2 separate regions of the Homo sapiens genome follow, and region 1 is linked to region 2. A link is a contact called in ENCODE Hi-C or POLR2A ChIA-PET data. All regions are on one chromosome and are shown on one strand. The core of a region is the stretch at or near the end of the contact, and the rest is flanking DNA. Distances in the headings are between cores, read along the strand shown. Region 1 overlaps NAV2 (neuron navigator 2). Region 2 overlaps NAV2 (neuron navigator 2).

What was found. Hi-C counts contacts between places; a loop is a spot of excess contacts on that map. ChIA-PET counts read pairs that join two places held with the same protein, here RNA polymerase II (POLR2A). Pooled maps may share reads with other maps.
Region 1: a map of endothelial cell of umbilical vein shows a loop between it and region 2 (5-fold over the local background). The contact joins two enhancer-like sites. A Hi-C loop is called at or near these places in 15 of 168 maps with a recorded cell type or tissue (B cell, CD4-positive, alpha-beta T cell, GM11168 and 11 more) and 7 of 50 pooled maps. POLR2A ChIA-PET finds 5 or more read pairs at or near these places in 6 of 52 experiments (AG04449, MCF 10A, OCI-LY7 and 3 more).

What each region holds. Positions count from the first base shown.
Region 1 is chr11:20,095,364-20,098,941 of GRCh38, reverse strand. NAV2 (neuron navigator 2) reads right to left here. Exons shown (of 38, transcript NM_145117.5): 30 at 3,175-3,270; 31 at 1,197-1,365. Among named protein-coding and RNA genes, the nearest start is that of NAV2-AS2, 48 kb to the right of the region's middle. Within about 2 kb of position 1,323, at least 5 of the 41 ENCODE cell types and tissues checked have a DNase peak (open chromatin) inside an H3K27ac peak, as active enhancers do; they include endothelial cell of umbilical vein, where a contact is called at or near this core.
Region 2 is chr11:19,951,729-19,955,053 of GRCh38, reverse strand. The region is part of intron 10 of NAV2 (neuron navigator 2); the gene reads right to left. Among named protein-coding and RNA genes, the nearest start is that of NAV2-AS3, 28 kb to the left of the region's middle. Within about 2 kb of position 1,534, at least 5 of the 41 ENCODE cell types and tissues checked have a DNase peak (open chromatin) inside an H3K27ac peak, as active enhancers do; they include endothelial cell of umbilical vein, where a contact is called at or near this core.

The DNA.
Region 1 (3,578 bases), core at 74-2,573, 140 kb before region 2:
TCATCAACCAGGTACAAAGAGCTCAATAAATAAGCACAGCCGATGGGCAAAGCTGAGGCAGGCCTGGTCCTGATTCACTGTCTGACCACCTGGATCCAGCTGTGCTTGAGGTGTACCCCTGGATTGCCCAAGGCCATGAGCCCATACATTTCCTTTTTTGTTACAGCTACTTTTGAGTCTGTTTCTGTCACTTTTAGTCCAAAGGCACAATTGTGGAATTTCACTTGCTAGCAGGAGGAGGCTGTGTGAGGCTCAAGCAATATGTACCACTTGCCACCTGCAGAGCAAGATCTTAATTCCTGCTGATGGAAAATGGTGGGGTGCTTGTGGAAATTCTACCAACCAGGAAATACACCTTGCATCAAACAACTGCAAAACTGCAGTCAAGAGCAGTGCCTTTCAGGGAAGTAAGAAATGAGACAACACAAAAGAATGAGCCTAGTACAGTATTTATGAAAGTCTATATTCAAGTGGTCCATAACATATAGGAAATGATAGGGTTTTACAATCAAATACATTTGGGACAGACTGGATTAAACAGCCTTTTTAACAGCAGGAGTTAGGACACTGAATGACAGAGCCTTTGATGTACCAGTGCACTCCTGTCCCCTAAACACAAATGGGGATAACGATGTAGTTTCCCAGAATTGCATGGCAGTGAAGCTTTTTTTTTCCTCAGTGAACTTTGTGGGCCTGGAGTTCTAAGGAATCCACTGGCCTGGGGCTTAATATCACTAGGTAATGAGAAACTGGAAGCTCTAGCAGCATCATGCGTGGGCACAAGCTTCAGCAGTTTCATCAGGATGCTCAGAGTGACTCCTACAGCCTATTGCAAGTCGTGGTTTTCCCATCTGTAGAACGGGACTGCATCCAAAGCTTGCTGGCAAGAGTAATTCATCAGTATTAGTAAAGCCCTATTTCAACAGGGTTATTAAGATTCCATCATCTCAGAGTCATAAGGCTAATGGGATCTTTTGTTAGATAATTGCAGCAATAAACTAAAATGATTTTGTTTCCTAAGGTGGTTGAAAAAGCAAAAGACGGTTCAACTTGCATAGAGTAACTGTGGTAGAAGGGAGACAAGCAGCCCACAAATACATGCACAAACAAAACTGGGGCCACAAGTGCCTATGCCAAGTCACAAAACAAACACTGCAATTCCTGAAAGCTCCGACTTCTGCAACAAGCTCAATTACCTTTCACAGTCACTGAGATGGTCGTGTTCTCTCCAACCAGATAGCCACAAGGAAGCAGCTCCGGTGTTTCGGAAGTGTTGCTGCGCTTGATTTCTCCAATGCTGTAGCCAAGAACGCTGTCTGAATTCAGCCCTAGCTGACTCACTGGGTCGACATGAATGATGTATTCCTGGAAAAAATAAAAAATAAAGACCCCATCAAAGATGTGGCTAAAATCTGCCCATGACTCATGTTTTCCCTGGGTGATTTATGATCATATTCTCTTCTTTCTCAGATGTCTGAGTTGAAATTGAGCTGTGGGATGAGGGGGAGAAAAACTGACTTTCTAAGGGGATAAAGCCCGAGTACCACAGGCCTCTTAAAATACAGATTTATTTGGTTAGCAGTGGAAGAAAAAAAACAAACCCCTAACAAGGTTGTGAACGTTTAGTCTGGATGAACCAAGCACGGAAAAGCTAGGCTGCTTTTCCTAAGTTCGGCTGAAGTCTTGAAGACATCAGGGCCTGTGAATGGTGCTGGAAAATTCACGAAAAAGTAATTTTGACAGGAAATCTCTCTTCCATCCCCTTCTTTTGGCTCAAAGATCATACAAAGAGATTAAAATGCAGACTGCTAGAAAAAATCAGCTCTAGATCTTTGAGAAGGAAAACGTGTGTTTAATTTGGAAAGTGTTCCCTCTTAGTTGAGTGAACAAAAGGTTTTAGGTTAGTAAATGTAGAACTAAGGTCCATGTACTAGGAGGTGACTGCACGATGACTTAGGTGGAATCCCAGTAACAGGCTTTGCATGGTCTCATTTCCTCACTTACTATGATGCCAATGTGTCTCTTTTCAGCCCAAACTGTTATTCTAATCCAAGGATGTCCCAACTGTCCATCACCAGAGATAAGTTTTTGGCCTAGGTCGGAGAATCGGTCCATCTAAGCCATTCATATGTCTTCTCTGGTCTCATTTCTATAGGCTGGCTTACCAGGATGGGGACCAATCTCCAGTCAAAAAACAGAATTTTCTCTGTATGAGGCTACCTGGATCTAGCTGTTAGAAAGAAACTATAGTGTACTATTAGGTTGTTGCAAAAGTAATTATGGTGGTGCAATTACTTTTGAACCAACATAATAGTTAAGTTAGGTTTTGAAGTCAGACCAACTAAACTGGACCAACGGGGTCTAATTCTAGATCCATGACCTTGAAAAAGTGCCCAACCTGACCCTCACTTTCTTCACCTTTAAATGGGATAATATAAGGGGCTTGGCATAGTGTCTGGCACAAAAAACGTGGACTATTATTACTACTCAGGGAATATGATTAATGAGCCCTTATAGTTGTTGACTTACTTCAGGACAATAGAAAAAATGTACCAAAAGCTTCCTTCAAATCACCATGTGTTTCAAGGTTCACCCTGGTACTCATTAGTTATTTATCCCATGGCAAACACCCAATCTAATGATGTGATTAAAAAGAATAGAGAAATAAGTATGGCAACATCCTTGAGCCTGGCCATCGATCAGACATTAATGTCACTCGTAAAACAAATCAAAGACTCTGAAGTGTTGGCACAGGATACCGGGAAAATCAGATCAAATCCCCCAAAATGAAGGCTAGAAATCTGGTGTCTAAGCCCTGGCCACAGATTACATACTCCGAAGCATATGTCCTAAGACACAATTCTAAGGTGAAAAGAGAGTTGGACATTAGCAGTTCACTGTGAGAGGATCAAAGAGTTGCTCAGATCACACTCACTAGCTGGCCCACCACTGCAAAGGGCAGACGGCAAGAATTTGGCCGATGACCAGTCTGTACTTACCATTGTCCTTCCATTCCCTTGAGAGCCAGGGAACAAGTTCCAGCAACATTAACATGTAGGGAAGGGGACAGGTCTGAGAAATGGCCAAGCTCAGGACATCAACCTCTCTTTTCCTCCCCAGGCCCGGATGCCCATGTTAGGTAGTATGCTGTAGCCGTTGTCTTGAAACACTTACTTTGAACAGCCGTCTAACCACCCCATCGAGCACATCCCACTTCGTCTTGCCACTAACTCCAATGCAGCCAATAAGAAAGAGATGTGGTCTGGAATCCTAAGGGTAAGGAAATGTACACAGGTGAAAAACAGGTGGATCTTTTCTGACTCAGTTCAGCAGAGGACTCAGGTTGCCTTAGAACTCCGCCAATGGTTTGAGAGGGGAATAAAAGTCCTATTTGTATTAAAACCAGGTATAACTTAGGTGGAAGTAATAGTCTTAATACCTTTCCCTGCTTTACTGCTAAAACAGCGGTCCAAGAGTCAGGAAAAGAGGATTTCCTCTCTGGAATATGGAAACTTTTGCTAAGTAAATGTGTCAGACAGGGCATAAATCACATATTCCTTGTATGGAACTCTCTCCAC
Region 2 (3,325 bases), core at 285-2,784:
TCAAGACAGATTTGACCCTAACCTTTAGAACTTACAACAGGTTTGGGTTTTGTCTTTCCTATCCCATATATATATATATGTGTGTATATGTATATATATATGTATATATGTATATATATATGTATATACACACACACACATATATACACATATATATACACATACATACACACACACACATGCATATACACACACACATATACTCACATACATACATACAAACACTAATAAACCAATTCTGATGTAGTGCTACCAGTGCTAATACAGATACAGCAAGTAACAAGGAAGCATACAGAAAGGTCACTACCTCTGCTTGGATGGAATCAGAGAGGAGATGACCTGACAGGCAATAAAGGAAAAGATACAAGGTATTATACATGCAAATGATGCATGAGAGCACGAAGCACCCTCTTATGAACAAATAATACAAACAAAAATAAAGTATAACAACTATCCATATAGCATTTACATTGTATTAGATATTATAGGTAATCTAGAGATGATTTAAAGTATATAGGAGGATCTACATAGGTTATATGCAAATACTATGCAATTTTACATGAAAAACTTGAGCATCCACAGATTTTGGTATTTTCTGGGGGTCCTGAAACCAATCCCTCATGGATACTGAGGGATGACTTTAATTAATTCAGCATGAATGAGTTCCTCAATTTCTGAAGAACGGAGTCTCCCCGCAGGCATCTGTGCCCATATTTGTTGATGGAGTAATTCCTGCCACCAAGGAGGGAAGACAGCAGCCCCTAAAAAGCCACTGTGGAAGACCAAATGCTTACATCCTGTTTTCTCTCTACACTAGGCTATTGATCAGCCTCATTCTCAAAAGCCAACATCCTTAGCCCTAAATATCACCAGCCAGGAGCTTTAAACCAACACAATGACTCACAGTGAAAAGGAATTGAGACCACAGCCTCTATCAACCACTAGATGGACACCACAGGCTAAGCTGGCTTTCTCCAAGTGTTCTGTAAATAGAACCATTGAGCTTCATAGCGTGTGGTAGCGAGTTATATAAGCATAAGGTCCTGCCAGAGTAGGCATCAAGAATAGACCATTCTCAAAATATTAAATACCTGCTAAGTCCCAGTCTCTGGGTTTAGAAAAATAATGAGTGCTGTCTGCCTGCTAGGAACTCCAAGTTTAGTGGAGAAAGACACACACACACACACACACACACGCGCGCGCGTGCACATTTCTTGTGCATCTCAGATTCTTGCCTGTTCTTTTCAAGCTCTATCTCTAATATTCAAAGGTTAAGAACTTGTTCCAGTTCACTTGGCAGAGCCAGGATTAAATCTCAAGTCTGTCTGCCTTTTAAGAACATACTCTTTCCTCAGTACCATCCAGTGGCTTTCAGACACTTCCCATGCAAAGTGAAACGCTTATATATAAGGGTAGGTGTGAACCAAGACTACCAGAAACACGTGAGACTGAGCTAACTGTGACTGGGGGAATCCCAGAGGACATCACAGGGGAGACATTTTCTTCAGGATTAGTCAGATGGGCATGAGGGGAAAGGAATTCCAGGAAGAAAGCAGCATGTCCCAGGAGGGAGGGCTTTGCAAATGCAGGAACCAGAGGCAGGGCTTTGCAAATGCAGGAACCAGCTTTTGGTGGTGGCAGGTAGCCTAGAGCAGTGGGAAGTCTGGAGTGTGTGAAGGGAAATGTGGCCGGGGGCAAGTCAGCGAAGGCAGATGAGGCAAAGGCCATGAAGAGCCTCCACAGTCAGTTAAGGCATTCAGATCTGTTCCCACAGGCAATGGGAAGCCATCAAAGGTTCTGAGAGGGAGAAACTTCTGATGTTATATTTAAAGGGTCATTTTTTTGTCCATAAAGGGATATCTACTTATACTTTGGAACATTACACAACTCAGTGCCTCCTTTGAAAAGAAAAAAAAAATCATTTCAAACATATGGACGTGGAGTCTGCCCCTTTAATTTTATTCTGTACCATATGGCACTTTGAATTTTTAGAATATGAGTAGAAGATTGACTTCACAGATCAAAACCTAGTAAGAGAAATTTCATCTGTTATTTTAATTTCCTCCCCACTACAGCCAATGCCCAATTTATCAATCCAATAAAAGGGATGAGTGAGATCAGATAACAACCTGTAAAGTACTTAGACATGCCTGGTATATACCAGGCACAATATAAGAACACACACACACACAAAGTGTAAGAGGCATTTGCCCTTAATTCTTAGCTAAACTACATGGTAATATGGTAATAAAGTAATTTCAGCCCTACCATAGGGAGAATTGAAGGATACACACAGGTGCACATGCACACACCAGTACAGAAAATGAACTAGAGGCATCAAAAAATAGCTGTTATGCCAAGCCGAAGTACAGCATCACTTTAAAAACAGAGGTCTTAGGTTTTTAGAAACCAGAATTTACTTCCATATCAGATTTTCTAAATAAACTTACTATAAACTTTTACAAGAACTTTCCTCAAAGAGCCTCTGTACAGATTGATATATTACTCATACATCAAGGCTACATTTCTACTAAGCCAAATAAACATCTGGACAAAAGCTTTAATCATTTCATTGTTTCCAAGCGCCTGGATGTTTGAGGGAGATAAGGCATCTAGACCCCGACTGGGATTTTGGTCTTTATCAGATACAACTGCAAACAGAAATCCAGCTGAAGGTTTAAAAACCATATTAATTGTAGCACTTCAAAGCTCAGGGAAGTCAAATGACATGCCTAACGTCACAGAGCTGGCAAGAGGTTGGGGAGGGTTTAAGCCCTGGTCTGCCCAATATGATATCCCAGTCTATTTCCCTTTCACTACATCAATTGCCTCAACAATGCCTTATTCAGCACATTCTGAAGCACAGAATAACCAGCCTTTCAATATTTACAACCTTGCCAGTTTATAGGAAGAATATGATGAGTAGAAAAGACATTAAGTGTCTTGCTCTGAACTCTGCGTGTAAACACAAACTGGTAACTTGGCCTCAAAGCAGAAATTCACATGCATTTCCACAGAGTGGATACATGCTTAACAAGTGTTCTAGAATGCTACAACTAGAAGGAGCATTAGGTTCCATCTGGGCTACCTCTCCTCATGCTGAGGGTACATTTCTACATTAAAAGGAACAGGAAGAGAAACCAGACCAAAGTTCTCCAGTTTCAGTAATTGGGTGCTTTGCTTACGTTTCTGAACTTTTTATCTACACTTGCTCTAAGTGCTATCACACATGCTAAAACGTAAACTTGGCAAAGCTGGAACTGAAATGTAAACATCGGTGCTTTTAAGCAAAGGTAAAGGCTCTGGTTTGGATGGTTAAAGAAAC